2 separate regions of the Homo sapiens genome follow, and region 2 is linked to region 1. A link is a loop called in an ENCODE intact Hi-C map of the cell type or tissue named here. Cell type or tissue: breast epithelium. All regions are shown on one strand.

Region 1 (8,000 bases):
CTAGAGAATAGGAATTATCTGCACTCACTTACGCCTCCATGCCCCCTACTGTCGGCAACCTTTGGGTTCCTTGGGCCTTATCTATGCCATGGAGTGTGGCCTCCTTCCATGAAGCAGGGGCTTAATTGGCAGGAATTAGTCCTGCCCATTGATACTGTGCCTGTTGCTTGGCTTTGAATCCCTCAGATCTGATTTTCCTTTCTAGGGCTTCAACCTGAAGTTTAGAATTGAGTTTGGGATTGGGCCAGGCACAGTGGCTCACGCCTGTAATCCCAACACTTTGGGAGGCCGAGGAGAGCAGATCAAGAGGTCAGGAGTTCGATACCAGCCTGGCCAACATAGTGAAACCCCATCTCTACTAAAACTACAAAAATTAGCTGGGCGTGGTGGCGGGCGCCTGTAGTCGTAGCTACTCCGGAGGCTGAGGCAGGAGAATTGCTTGAACTAGGAGGCAGAAGTTGCAATGAGCCAAGATTGTGCCACTGCTCTCCAGGCTGGGAAACAGAGCAAGACTCCATCTCAAGAAAAAAAAAAAATGAGTTTGGGATGAAAAGGTGTCTCGGGGGTGCATGGATTCATTTAGATTAAGTCCCAGGCAGGCCTTGCCAAATTTGCAGTTATTAGCCAGTGGGCTCGCTCCTCCACTGCTTTTCTATCATAAGCAGAGTGCTGAGGTAGGAAAAGAACCTCCTCGCATAGAAAAGGAAAGAGGGAAAAAACAAAACAGCTTAAGAGGGGGAAGAACCTCTTGCTCTCTGTAAATGGGTTCCTTTAATCACTATATCCTTCCTCTGGTTTGGACGGAGCTGGACCCCTCGGCTGTCTGGGGGAGGAAAGACTCTGTGGGCATGTGGAAGGAGGGGATGGTGAGTGGGAAATGCTGGCCAACTGGCTGCATTGGGCCCCTGGCCCCCAAGACTGCCCTGGGGCCTGGGCAGCAGCCACAGTTCTCTCCCACCCTGCCCTTGGGCACTTCATGTGCATGCTGTGGACACGCCCAGGTGCCGTAGCTGGGAGGGAAGGGTGAGGAGGGGAACAGCCACGTGCTGCACACCTTTGTGGCTGTTGGGGTTGGGCGTGGGGGTCGCACCTCTAAGAACAAATGGAAGTCACATTGTTCTGAATTGCATATCTGGTGGCTGAGCCAAATGCTCATTCTACCTAGTAACATTTCTGCAGTTTGCAGCAAAACCCTTATCATTATAAAGGGAGAGAGAGGAGCCATTTTTAACCATGAAAGAAGAAAGGGAAAGATACCATAGAAAGGTCCAGGGGTGTTGGTCAACGCCTTAAGTGCTATCGGGGATGGGATCCAGTTTAGGGGCCTTCTGGCAACACCAAGGAGTGGCCTCCTCCAGATGCCTTCAGTTGCCCCAGGACTTTATTCTGGTCCCACCCGATGGCTAGACCTCTTTGAAGGGAAACAGAGCCAACATTCCTTTCACCTGAAACAAAGAGATAGGTGGCAGGATTGCATCCTGTCCTCTGCAAATGGCATAGCTCAGAGGAAAGTCTGAGGACAAGAAGTCTTAGGAAAAAAGTGAAGAGACAGATATGGCAGATCTGCATTTATTTGCCCTTCTGAGAAATCCTGGATAGGCCCTGTGGAAGCAGGCTATTTCCCTGACCCCTTCAAGGGACTTGCAACAAGGGTGCCTCATTTACTCAGCCTGCAGCTCTCAACTCCTCACAGGAGGGAGTGTGGGAGTGAATGAGACAGGAACTGGAGTGCATGAGTGCTGGAACCAGCTGGCCACCTTGGCACTGGCAGCAGCAAACTCCACTCACTCAGACTGGCTGTATTGCACCACTCACAGGAGGGAGCGTGCAGGTGAGCAGGTGCAGGAGCCAGCATGAGCACTTTTAGGCACTGGCAGTAGCGAATGCTGTGCAGGTCCCAGGCAGCATCTAGGGTGGGGGTGCCTGTGACCCCTGAAGCCCCAGAGGGCGTGTTACATTGCTCACTTAGCTCTGCCATCCGCAGACAGCTTAAGTGTTAACAGCTCAGTGGGCCCTCTGCCTTTTCATGTGGGATGGCTGCCTTCCACTAGTGAGGGCAAAGGGCCAGTGTGACAGCCTTTTGTATCCACACTTGTGGCCCCCAAGCTCTTGTCCAGCATCCAGAAAAAATGAGGTCACACAAATGAATTGAAGGATGGTGAATGTGGAGGATTTTATTGCTGATGAAAGTGGCTCTCAGAGGGAAGGGAGGTTGAAAAGGGGCCAGGGAATGTAGGTAATCTTCCCCTGAGGTCCAGCAGTCTCTGGCCAGATTCTTCTTTGAAGTTACACTGTCAAGCTGTCCCTCTGAAGTCAAGCTGGTTCTCTCTGACTTTGGCCATAGTCCCCAACATGCAGCTGCTTCTCCTCTCTACCGGCTGAGTCTGGGGTCTTTATAGGCACAGGATGGGGCAGGGCAGGACCATGGTAGTTTAGGAAAAGGCAACATTCAAGCAGGAAAATGGGGATATAAGTTCTCACTTTGGGCTGTGGTCTCAGGCTTTTTGGCTTGAGGGTGGGGCTTCACCAGGGATCCACCCCTCTCTGCCTAGAATTTCTCTGCCTCTTGTCACTATCACTAGGACTAGAGCTATGGATCTGAGAGGCGGAATAAAAAGATAAAAGCCATGCAGCCTTGGATAATCATTAAGTTAAAAAGGAATTTGCTTAGGGGACCAAGGGAAGGGGACACTACAGACTGTCCATCCCCTCCACCCCTACCCTAGGTGTCATGCCCTTAACTTTTCACAGCTACACTCAACTTTAGTCAGATTTTTTTTCGTCTGTTTGTTTGGTAATTGTCTTTATTTGCCATGTTCAACTGTAATCTGCAAAAGAATAAAAACAATTGTCTTTGGCTGGTAAGTGAGTAGTTAAAAACTTTGATTTGAAGGTGTCATCAGATATCACCTTTGTTTCTGTCTCAAGGCAGGAAAGTTTTGCTTCCATTCAATGCAAACATAGCTGCCTGGATCTGGCTAGTGTTAACTCATCAGATGCTTTGTGTGAGGGACCCCTAAGTTCTTTATTTCAGGCAGTGAAAGGGCCAAGGGGGTATCATTGTTGGGCTGTGTTTAAGGCATCGGTTGACCTTTATCCAGCTTTGAAGTCATGATATAGAACAGTTCCAGCATCCTGAAAAATTTCCTCATACCACTTGGCCATCAACCCCCACCCTGCCCCCACCCCAGCCTCTGTCACCATAGTTTTGCCTTTGCTACACCTTTTTTTTTGTTTGTTTGAGACAGAGTCTTGCTCTGTCACCAGGCTGGAGTGCAGTGGCACGATCTTGGCTCACTGCAACCTCCGTCTCCTGAGTTCAAGTGATTCTCCTGCCTCAGCCTCCTGAGCAGCTGGGACTACAGGTGCACACCACCACGCTCAGCTAATTTTCGTATTTTTAGTAGAGACGGGGTTTCACCATGTTGACCAGGATGATCTCGATCTCTTGATCTCGTGATCTGCCCACCTTGGCCTCCCAAAGTGCTGGGATTACAGGCGTGAGCCACCGTGCCTGGCTGCTACACCTTCATATAAGTATTAGACAGTATGTAGTCTTTTGTATCTAGCTTCTCTCACTTAACATAATGATTTGGATTAATCCACGATTTTGCTTTTATCAGTGATTTGTTTCTTTAGGTTGCTAAGAGGTATTTCATTCTATAAATCTGCCATAAATTGTTTATCCACTTATCAGTTGATGGACAAATGGGTTGTTTCTAATTTTTTGCTTTTAGGAATAAAGCTGATATAACCTTTTGCAGAGAAGACTTTGTGTGAACATACATTTCCATTCCTCTTAGCTAAAAATCTAGGACTGTGTTTGCTGGGTTGGATGATAAGTACATGTTTAACTTCATTAAAAAAAAATGGCCAAGCTATTTTCCAAAGTGATTGAATCATTTTGCATTTCCAGCAGCAATATATGAGATATCCAGTTGCTCTGCCTCTTTGTCAGCACTTGGTATTGTCAGTTTTTTTAATTTTCGTCATTCTAGTAGATGTGTGGTGGTGCTGTATTGTGAGTTTAACTTGCATTTCCCTAATGGCTGTTTATGCTGAGTATCTACTGATGTGTTTATTTGCCATCTGTATATATTCTTTGGTGGTAAAAGACAAAAGTTATTTATCTAAGATGTCTTTTGCAAATATTTTTTCTTGTCTGTGGCTTTTTTCCTTTTCTTAACAGTGTCTTTGGAGAATAGAAGTTTGGCGTTTGTGGGTTTTTTTAGATGAAGTTCAACTTACTAGTTTTTTGTGATTTGTGGATTTTATGTCTAACCTAAGAAATGCTTGCCTGACTCAAGGTCACAAAGATGTTCTCTCATTTTTTTCTAGAAATTTTAGTTTTAGTTTTTATATTTAGGTCTATGAGCCATTTCAAGTTATTATTATTTGCATATGGAAGTCCTTTTTTTGGGGGGAGTGGGGACTGGGTCTTGCTCTGTTGCCCAAGCTGGAGTGCAGTAGTGCGATTACAGCTCATTGTAAATTTAAACTCCTGAGATCAAGCAATCCTCCTGCCTCAACCTCCCAGGTATCTGGGACTACAGATGTGCACCACCATGCCTGGCTATGAAGTCCAATTTTTCAGTCATTTTTTGTTGAAGCAACTATTGAATCACCTTGGCTTCTTTGTTGAAAACAATTGACCATACTGGTGTGGCTCTACTTCTGGACTCCTCTCTGTCCCTTTATGTCTATTCACACATCAATACCATGCTGTCCATGCCTGTAGTCTAGCTACTCTGGAGACTGAGGCCTGAGGAAAACTTGACCCCAGGAATTCAAATCTAGCCTGGGCAACACAGACCCTCTCTCTTATTATTATTATTATTTTTTAGATGGAGTCTCGTTTTGTCGCCCAGGCTGGAGTGCAATGGTGTGATCTTGGCTCACTGCAACCTCTGCCTCCTGGGTTCAAGTGATTCTCCCACCTCAACCTCTGGAGTAGCAGGGATTACAGGCACCCACCATCATGCCCAGCTAATTTTTGTATTTTTGTAGAGATGGGGTTTCACCATGTTGGCCAGCCTGGTCTTCAACTCCTGACCTTAGGTGATCTCCTGCCTCGGCCTCCCAAAGTGCTGGGATTATAGATGAGAGCCACTGCACCTGGCTGGGACCGTCTGTCTTAGAACAACCACAGCAATAAAAAAAAAAAACACAAAAAACCACGATACTGTCTTCTTCACTGTATTCTTTTCAGAGTATTGAAATCAGGTAATATACATTCTCAAATTTTTTCTTTCTTTTATAAAATAGATTTGGCTAATCTATATCCTTTGCATTTCCTTTAATTTTTTTTTTTTGAGATAGAGTCTCACTCTGTCGCTTAGGCTGGAATGCAGTGGCGCAATCTTGGCTCACTGCAACCTCTGCCTCCCGCGTTCAGGCGATTCTCCTGTCTCAGGCTCCCGAATAGCTGGGATTACAGGCGCGTGCCACTACGCCGGGATTTTTTTGTATTTTTGGTAGAGACGGGGTTTACATCCTGTTAGTCAGGATGGTCTCAATCTCCTGACCTCGTGATCAGCCTGCCTCAGCCTTCCAAAGTGCTGGGATTACAGGCGTGAGCCACTGTGCCCGAACTTCCTTTAAATTTTACAGTCATCTTGCCAGTTTCAACAGAAGAGCCTTCTAGGATTTTGATAAGGATTGCATTGTTCTACAGATCAATTTGGGGAGAACTGACATCTTAGCCATATAGAATCATCTGATCCATGTATGTCATATCCCTCCCTCCTCACCCCTTTCTTCTTCATCAGTCTGACTAGAGATTTCTCAATCTTACTGAATTTTTTCTAAGAACCATTTTTTGTTTTATTACTTTTCTATAGTTTCTGTTTTATTGATTTCTGCTTTTCGTTTATCTGTTTCTTCTGCTGACTTTGGTATTCTTTATTTAGTCTCTTAGTGAGGAAGCTTAAATCATTTATTTGAGGCTTTTCTAATTTAGCAGTATTTTCAGCATCAGCGCTGTTGACATTTGGGGCTTTATAATTGTTGGGGGACTGTCCTATGCACGACAGGATGTTTAGTAGCATCCCTGGCCTATAGTCACTAGATATCAGCAGCACCCCTCTCCAGTTGTGACAACCAAAAGTGTCTTCATGTATTGCCAAATGTCTTGGGCATGGGAGAATTGCTCCTGGCTGAGAATGACTGCTATAGTAGGCATTTTATGATAGAAACCTCAGTTGTGTATCACAAATTTTGACATTTTTTTCATTTAGTTGAAAATTTTTTCTTAGTTTCCTTTGCGATTTCCTCCTTGGCACATGCAATACTATATTTTTTTAAACTTTTATTTTTTTAGAGACAGGGTCTTTCTATGTTACCCAAGCTATCTTTGAACTCCCAGGCTGAATTGTTGCTCCCACCTCAGCCTCCCTGAGTAGCTGGGGCTACTGGTGTTTGCCACCGCACCTGGCTGACCCATACATTATTTGTAAGTGTATTTTTTAGTTCCAAATATTTGAGGATTTTCCAGAAATATTCCTGTTACTGATTGCTAATTTAGTTCTTTTGTGGTCAGAGAACACACTTGAATGGCTTCAATTCTTTTGAATTTGTTGAAATGTGTCTTATGGTCCTGCATGTGATCTATTTTGGGAATTGTTCAGCGTGCACGTGAAAATAACGTATTCTTGGATAGAGTTGTCTATAAATGTCAATTGGGTCAAGTGGGTTGATAGCGTTGTTCAAGGTTTTTATATTCTGGTTGGGCGTGGTGGGTCATGCCTGTAATCCTAACACTTTGGGAGGCCGAGGCGGGTGGATTACTTGAGGTCAGGGGTTCAAGACCAGCCTGACCAACATGGTGAAACCCTGTCTGTACTAAAAAAACAAAATTAGCCAGGATTAATCCAATATGGCAATATCTGTCTTTTAAGTAAGTGTTTAGAAACCATTTCCTTTTTTTTTTTTTTTTTTGTGAAACAGAGTCTCACTCTGTTGCCCAGGCTGGAGTGCAGTGGGCAATCTCCGCTCACTGAAACCTCTGCTTCCCGGGTTCAAGTGATTCTCCTGCCTCAGTCTCCTGAGGAGCTGGGATTACAGGCACCCACGACCACGTCTGGCTAATTTTTATATTTTTAGTAGAGACGGGGTTTCACCATGTTGCCCAGGCTCATCTTGAACTCCTGACCTCAAGTGATCTGCCTGCCTTGGCCCCCCAAAGTGCTGGGATTACAGGCGTGAGCCACAGCGCCGGGCAACCATTTACATTTAATATGTTGATACAGAAAGGTTTATCATCTTGCTATTTCTTCTTATTTATCCCATTTGCTTGTTCTTTTTTTCTTTTTTGCTAGCTCCTCTCTTTTTTATTGAAGTACTACTCCACAATGCTGCCTTCTTTGAGACTAAGTACCCGATGCCATTTTACCTCCACAGTGGAGATAATAATATTAGACCATGTCACATATAGTGTAAGAGTCTTACCTAGTAACTTCTATTTCCCTCCATCATTTTTATGTTTTATGAAAATGTTATTACTTTCATATATTTAATTCTGCATGTGCTAAGAACTCCACACTGTACTGTTATATTTGCTTGAACCAGTTATCATTTAAAGAGATTAAAAAGGTAAAAATGGGCCGGGCGTGGTGGCTCACACCTGTAATCCCCAGCACTTTGGAAGGCCAAGGCGGGTGGATCACCTGAGGTCAGGAGTTCGAGACCAGCCTGGCCAACATGGTGAAACCCCGTCTCTACTAAAAATACAAAAATTAGCCGGGCGTGGTGGCGGGCACCTGTAGTCGTAGCTACTTGGGAGGCTGAGGCAGGAGAATCGCTTGAACCTGGGAGGCGGAGGTTGCAGTGAGCTGGGATCGCGCCATTGCACTCCAGCCTGGGTGACGGAATGACACATTGTCTCAAAAAAACAAAAAAAAAAAACAAAAAAAACCCCCAAAAAGTAAAAATGTTTTTTTGATTTTACCTATAGGTTTACAATTTTTGGTACTCCTTTGTGCAGATCCAAATTTCCATCTCAT
Region 2 (8,000 bases), 510 kb before region 1:
CACTGCGCCCGGCCTAATGTTTGTATTTTTAGTAGACACGGGGTTTTACCATATTGGCCAGACTGGTCACAAACTCCTGACCTCAGGTGATCCTCCCACCTCGGTCTTTCAAAGTGTTGGGATTTCAGGTATGAGCCACTGTGCCCAGCCCACAAACTTTCTGTTAGGTTTAGCCAACCCTTAGGCCAAGGCCACAAAAAATAGGAACTCCCTAAATGCCTGTTGCTGGTTCCAGTTTTCAGTGTGCCTCTGACATCTGTCCATTTTTGTGTAGTCACCCAAGTTCTCAGTTATATTTTAAATTTTTGTCTAGAGTTGATGGCTTTGACTTGCAGAATGGTCCGTTTGTTAAGTGTGTGAGGGGCTCAGTTTCCCATGCTGGAAGCGACAAGTTTAATATGAACTTTAATCATCAGATTCTTATTAATTTTTTTTTCCAGAGGGAGTCTTGTTCTGTTGCCCAGGATGGAGTGCAATGGCACGATCTCGGCTCACTGCAACCTCTGCCTCCCAGGCTCAAGCGATTCTCCTGCCTCAGCCTCCCAAGTAGCTAGGATTACAGGCACCCACCACCATGCCCAGCTAATTTTTGTATTTTTAGTGGAGACAGGGTTTCACCATGTTGTATACATGTTGGTCAGGCTGGTCTCAAACTCCTGACCTCAGATGAACCACCCACCTCTGCCTCCCAAAGAAAATTGTTCTTCTTGGTGGGTCCTATCAAACAGTACAAAGGTGTTTTGTGTACTCCTCGCCATCACTTTTACTCTGCTCTATTCTTCGTTATAGAACCTGATGATGTGTATGTTTGTGCGTGGTCTCTCTTCCCACTTTTAGTGGGAAGGAAAGCTCCTTGAAAGCACTGTGCCCTCACTGTGTACTGAATACCTCAGCTCTCTTCAAAAGGGGAGAATACAAGGAGAGGTGGGAAGGTGGAAGGTGTGCACACCAGGAAGGGGCTATCTCAGCAACTAGGCTTATGTACGAGCCAGCCCAATGAGCTCACAGAGAGATAAGTCATTGTGGCTTTTAACCACTGGGTGGCGCTGCTCACTAATTTTCCTAAAATCATGTCAAGACAGCAATTGCTTTTCAGCAACTCAATCCAGAACTCCAAGACCTAAATCCACACTCCAGGACCTGGCTTAAACTGCCATCTCGGTGGAGACACATCCCTGCACTGATCCCCTCACTCACAGCCAAGGGGCCCTATCACATTGACTTCCAACCCCTGCCCCCATGCCTAAGTGTGAAATTCATGATTAGACATTTAGTGAGGCCCCCCAGGTACAAAGGGCCCTGGATGGGAACAGGGTAAATTCGAAGACGTGGCCCCTGCCCTGAGACAGGCTTTTTGAACTGGCTTAAGATAAGCAGTAGATGTAATGGGTTAACCTCCCTCCTGTGCATCCAGAGTGGTGTTGGTTATGCATCATCCTAGGAGAACTGAGAAAGCAGTCACAAGTTGTCTGTGTTCTGTGGCTCGGATGAGAAACCTCACGCATATGATCTGGAGGGGACAGGGAGGATTCCTTGTTTTTTTTTTTTCTTTGGAGACAGAGTTTCAAGTGCAGTGGTGCAATCTTGGCTCACGGCAAGCTCCACCTCCTGGCTAAATAGAGATGGAGAACTTAAGAGACTTCATAGGAAGATTACATTTGCTGTAGCAAGTTGACTGAAACTGATGTTAAGAGTCCTGACCAGTTAGACATTAACCATATTTATGACTACCTTCTCATGGTAATTAGTTATCTGCAGTCTCCTGGAATTCCCTGCAAAAGACAATTCTGCCAACATTGAAGAGGTGCCACATTATGAAAAAAAATGTATCTTTGAAAACTGCAGTAAAGCAAAAAATTACTATGGTTTTTTACTATCTCTTTGAACTTTTTTTTTTTTTTTTTTGAGACAGAGTTTCACTCTTGTTGCCCAGGCTACTGGAGTGCAATGGTGCGACCGTGGCTCACCGCAACCTCCACCTCCCGGGTTCAAGCAATTCTTCTGCCTCAGCCTCCTGAGTAGCTGGGATTAGAGGCATGTGCCACCATGCCTGGCTAATTTTGTATTTTTAGTAGAGAGAGGTTTTCTCCATGTTGGTCAGGCTGGTCTTGAACTCCTGACCTCAGGTGATCTGCCCACTTCGGCTTCCCAAAGCTCTGGAATTACAGGTGTGAACCACTGCGCCCGGCTAAGACTCATTTTTTGATCAGAATGCAAGGGAGGAGCGAGGGGGAAGTTCTGAGTGTGTGCTAGGGGTGGAAATAACTGTTTCTTGATTCAAGTGATTTCTTGATTCTTTTGCTCATTACATGATTCCTTTTCCATCAGCATTTGTGTTGTAGTTGTGGGAACCGATAAGTGTCACCTGACTCTGTCTTGCCTCTTCCAGCAAGAACTTGCAAGACAGAAGCAGCGTTTCTCTGGCAAGGGAACCCATAAGCACCCAATCTCTGCTGTGAGCCAGGTCCAATACTAGGCACTTTACTTATGTTAACCAGTGTAATTCTCCCAATAACCTGTAATTGTTGGTGTTTCCATCTCCATTTTTTTTTTTTTTCGAGATGGAGTCTCGGTCTGTCACCCAGGCTGGAGTGCAGTGACATGATCTCGGCTTGCTGCAAGCTCCAGCACCTGGGTTCAAGGGATTCTCCTGCCTCAGCCTCCTGAGTAGCTGGAATTACAGGCATGCACCACCACGCCCAGCTAATTTTTGTATTTTTAGTAGAGATGGGGTTTCACCATGTTGGCCAGGATGGTCTCAAGCTCCTGACCTCAGGTGATCCTCCCACCTCGGCCTCTCAAAGTGCTGGGGTTACAAACAAGAGCCACTGCGCCGGCCAGGAAGCAAAATAATTGATGGCACTTTTGAGGACTCCAGGAAGGAGGGCAGTCCTGCCGCTCATTGCACAGCCTCTATCCCCTTCTCCAGCCCTCTGTCTCCCTCCCCTCTGGCTCTCAGGGGCAAAGCTGTTTCTCCTGGTTTGCTTGGAACAACTTCAGCCCTTCCTGTGAAGTCTCAGCTCCATGTCCTGGGGGAGTGTCCTTCCTTAACCAGGGTTGCCAATTCATTTTCTTAACAAAGGTTATTTCCTCCATGATAGGAATTCCTGCTTTAGCTGCTAAGAGATTAATACTGTTTTCCATTTTATTATGATGTTTGTTCCAGATCCTGTACCAGAAGCTGGCAGTTGTCACAGCAGCCCTGTAAGGTATCAGCGCCATTTTGCAGAAGAGGAAACTGGGCTCATAAATACCAGGCTCTGGAGAGATTTGAGGTCCCTTTCTGCATTTGCCCATTCCTTCTTCAAAGTCTCCTTGGCGAGAATCAAAGATACATGAATGGAGGCCAGGCTCTCCAGGGAGACCAGGTCATGCAAAAGGAGGTCTCAGGCTTTGAACTATTGCTTCTTTAGTCAGATGACCCCAATCTTTCATATATTCATACCAGCCTCAGGCTTGTGTAGATCAGAGGTTTCTTCTTTTTAAAGTATAGCCTCCAGTTCTAGTGCCAGATCTTCTGTAATTTGTAGCATGACCTTTGCTAAATCGCTTTCCATCTCTGGCCTTTAATTCCCTTATCTTCATAATGACAGAAAGCTCCTTTCTGTCTTATGTTCTGTGGTCCTAGAAAAAAGTCAGATTCTGGAACAATAAGGCCTATTGAGCACTTATCTGCTAAGCACTCTCTCACATTGCCTTTTCATCCTTTCAACACTGGGGGGTAGGTATCATAATTGATCTATTTTACAGATGAGGAAACCAAGGCTTAGGAGGATTAGTAGTTACCCAAGACCTCACAGTGAGTGACAGAGTTGGGACTCAAACATAGATGGTCTGTCAGAGTCTGAGTGTGGAGATAATACTCTTTTTGTTTTTAAATAAAAGATATGGGGTCTTCTTGCTATGTCGCCCAGGCTGGAGTGCAGTGGCTATTCACAGGCATAATCATGGCACATGACAGCCTCGAACTCCTGGGCTCAAGTGATCCTCCTGCCTCAGCCTCCTGAGTTACTGGGACTATAGGCATGCACCACTGCACCTGGCTTGGAGACAGTGCTTTTAAACCATTGCATCAGCTGTGTCCCCAAGTGCCAGCTCAGGCTGCTGATGACTCTCAATAGTTGCTCTCACACGTGCAAGCACATGTATGCTCTCATGGGAAGAAAATATGTGTTCATGCGGCCCATCCGAGAAAGACTAATAATATTTCAAACAGGCCTGCTGAAACCAGCCGCAGGACATCTGGTCATCTGCTTCAAGGATTCATGGTGTCTAAGACGGCTGTGTAGAAAGAGGACATGCGAGCCGTCCTCTGTGACTCCCAGTAAAATGCTCTTTGTAGTATCCAGAGTTGTTCTCTCATTTTCTTCCCTTCCTGTTCCAGTTGGTTCCCCCATGTACCCAGCCACCTGTATTCTACAAGGCAAAAGGTCAGTCATACAAGTTGTTCAAGAAAAGGTTTATTTGCTTTAGGATGACCACAGCTGGAAAACTCTGTATATCAGAATGACCGAAGTCCTTTCTGTATTTGTGTGTGTTTAAGGTCAGCCATCTATCTGCCTGCCTTGAAAAGACTGGGAATATCCTTCTTGAAAAGCAACTGAATGCACGTGAGAAAAGCTCTTCCAGTTCTGAACCATCAGAAGTTTCTGGCAGGCTTTTTATTATGTGCTAGGGTGGGGATTTGACTTTGTGTATATAGACTCTCGATTACTCAGGTTTTCAGACTGACACCTCAGTGCTCCTGAATTTAAAAACAAAACAAAACAAAACACAAGACAACGACATTCTGTTCCAGCTTGCCAGAACCCCGGCCCTGAGCTTCCTGTTTTTAGCCTTGTCCTGTTTTTTAGGCCTTTGAACTCTGACTCCCTGGCTTTGACCCTGGTGCTGGCTAAGGACTTTGAAACTTCTTGCCGCATCTGATGTTGTCCTGACTTTTCTGTCAACCTAGGCCCTGCCGGCCTCACTCCCACCCCCATGTTTGCTTTGGCCTCTGCAAGCAAAGGTCTGGGCCTGACTACATTGTATGTTATTGATTCTGTCATCCCCAGGCTGGGAGCTCCTGGAGGAAGGAGTTTGATCATATTTAGCTGTAACCCCTGATAGCAAGGAGGGTGGAGAGAAATTCCTGGATCAAGGAGCAGGGACTCACAGTCCAGGGAGGGACCAAAGCAGGTAGCACTGCCTCTGTGGAGGAGCAAGAGCAGCAAGCACATGGGGCTCCTCTGAGTCAATGCCCGGGTGATTGATGGGTTGTTGCCCAAGTTCAGGTGCTTTTGGTGCAAGTGACAGAAACCAAGATCTGCAAACTCTGGCTAGCAAGAAAAGAGAGATACCCACACGTCCATCAGCAGATTAGCTGGATAAACGAAATGTGGCAGATACATACAATGGAATGTTAGCCTAATGACTAACAGGAATAACGTTCTGAAGCATGCTACAACTTGGATGAACCTTGACGACACTATGCTGGTGAAATAAGCTAGTCACAAAAGGACAAATGCTATGTGATTCCCCTTACATGAAATACCTAGAGCTGTCAAATTCATAGTGACAGAAAGAAGAATAGTGGTTACCAGAGGCTGGGGGAGGAGAGAATGGTGAGTTAGCATTTAATGGGTACAGAGTCTCAGGTTGGGACAATGAGAAAAGTCTGGAGATGGATAGTGGTGATGTTTGCCTAACAAAGTGAATGTAGGATTGTACACATAAAAATGTTTAGAATGGTAAATTTTGTCTATATATATATATATATATATACACACACACATACACACATACACACACACACACACACCTATATATATATATGTATTTTTAGGCAGAGTCTTGCTCTGTCATCCAGCCTGGAGTGCAGTGGTGATATTATGGCTCACTGCAGTGCAGTCTCAACCTCCTGGGCTCAAGCAATCCTCCTACCTCAGCCTTCTGAGTACCTGTGACCACAGGCACACACCACCGTGCCCAGTTAATTGTTTTTTTTTTGTAGAGATTAAAAAATATGTAAGATCTCACCATACCGCCCAGGCTGATCTCAAATTCCTGGACTCAAATGATCCTCCTGCTTCAGCCTCCCAAAGTGCTGGGTTTATAGGCATAAGCCACTGTGCATGGCCTTGTTATGTGTGTACACACACACACACACACACACACACACACACACACATGTTTTTTGAGACAGGGTCTCATTCTGTCACCCAGGCTGGAGTGCAGTGGCACGATTTCAGCTGACTCCCCAGCTCAAGGGATCCTCCTGCCTCAGCCTCCTGAGCAGCTGGGACCATAGGCCCAGGCCACCATGCTCGGCTAATTTTTTTTTTTTTTTTGTATTTTTGGTAGAAGTGGGGTTTCGCCATGCTGCCCAGGCTGGTCTCGAACTCCTGGCCTCAAGTGATCCGCCCACCTCAGACTCTGGAAGTGCTGGGATTACAGGCGTTAGCCACCTTGCCCAGCCCCTGTTATGTCTATTTTAACACACATACATCCATCATCCCCCGCCAAGAACTGACCTAAACCAATAAGTTATTCCTGAGGTGCTAAATTGCCACCATGGCCCTTTAGGAATTTTTTTTTTAAATTGAGATGGAGTCTCGCTCTGTTGCCCAGGCTGGAGTGTAGTGGCATGATCTCAGCTCACTGCAACCTCTGCCTCCTGGGTTCAAGCGATTCTCATGCCTCAGCCATCTGAGTGGTTGGGATTACAGGCGACCACCACCATGCTCAGCTAATTTTTGTATTTTTAGTAGAGATGGGCCATGTTGTCCAGGCTGGTCTCAAGACTCCTGGCCTCAAGTGATCTGCCCGCCTTGGCCTCCCAAAGAACTGGGATTACAAGTGTGAGCCATCGCGCCTGGCCTAGAAATTTTTTTAAAGGAAAGATGCTGGGACATCTCATGGAACTGAAAGACCAGCTGAAGCTCCCAGCCTGGAGCTGGGGCAGGAAGTGAGGCAGTTCCAGGGACCTCAGGACAGAAGTTCATAGACCTCTTTCCTTGGGACACTGCCAGAAACTCACTTCTGCTCTAGCAGCAACCAGACTGAGTTTCTCAGGTCCAAATTTCAAATCTCTCTGAGAGTCTGATTGGCCAGCTAGATGAGATGGCCATCCTGGGAAGATGAGCTTGGGCTGGGGAGGCAGCTCGTTTTTTTTTTTTTTTTTTTTTTGAGACAAGAGTCTCTCTCTGTCGCCCAGGCTGGAGTGCAGTGGCACGAACTCGGCTCACTGCAAGCTCCGCCTCCTGGGTTCATGCCATTCTCCTGCCTCAGCCTCCCGAGTAGCTGGGACTACAGGCGCCCGCCACCACGCCCGGCTAATTTTTTTGTATTTTTAGTAGAGACAGGGTTTCACCGTGTTAGCCAGGATGGGCTCGATCTCCTGAGCTCGTGATCTGCCCCCCTCGGCCTCCCAAAGTGCTGGGATTACAGGCGTGAGCCACCGCGCCGGCCAAGGGAGGAGGCTCGGGTTTTAACAACATGGCCACTGGGGGGCAGTTATGAGTCAGTTTACCAGAATCCAATTCATTGGCCCGTTTTCAGCTTGACACTTCACTGCATTTATTTGTTTCTCTTAACCATCCGGTCTTAATTACCTGTCTTAACCATCCGGTCTTAATTACCTGGCTTTTGTTTTGTCTTCACAACAGCGTTTTGGGAGAATGTTGAATCCAAGCGAGCTGAGTCAGCTGTCTGCTGTTAAGCTGGAGACAGAGGGGAAGATTGAATATAAATGGCCCCCAACCTTGACAAAAGTCTCAAGAAATGTGGAGAAGCCCCTGAAAAAAACTGAGATTAAGCTTCTTTCACCCTAGCAGAAAAAAAAGCAGGAGGTTAGGAATCAAGCTGTCAAATAAGGGAGTTTTATTTATTGCATGTTTGGGTTTTGGACTAAGAGTTTACCCCTAGCCGTGTCTCATACCCTTTCTTTCCCTGTCCTGCAAAGCTTAACATGGGAGGTAGAGATTTGTGTCTCTTCTTCTTCTTCTTCTCTCTCTCTCTCT

The links. A loop is a pair of places that touch in the nucleus more often than their neighbours do. Peaks named below come from ENCODE experiments on the same cell type or tissue, not always from the same donor. Only the 100,000 strongest peaks of a DNase experiment are listed, where the experiment ranks them.
Region 2: it touches region 1 in a loop (27-fold over the local background); 80 of 110 quality-filtered maps call a loop at or near these places.

What each region holds. Positions count from the first base shown.
Region 1 is chr17:36,473,770-36,481,769 of GRCh38, forward strand. It overlaps LOC105371749 (a long non-coding RNA gene), which reads right to left. Exons shown (of 3, transcript XR_934710.4): 3 at 2,149-2,828. Among named protein-coding and RNA genes, the nearest start is that of ZNHIT3, 8.9 kb to the right of the region's middle. In breast epithelium, no CTCF peak of the experiment used is centred here; no DNase peak of the experiment used is centred here.
Region 2 is chr17:35,968,656-35,976,655 of GRCh38, forward strand. CCL16 (C-C motif chemokine ligand 16) reads right to left here. Exons shown (of 3, transcript NM_004590.4): 3 at 7,844-8,000. Among named protein-coding and RNA genes, the nearest start is that of CCL16, 8.8 kb to the right of the region's middle. In breast epithelium, a CTCF peak has its summit at 1,071 (motif pointing right); a DNase peak (open chromatin) is centred at 1,036; H3K27ac peaks cover 618 bases.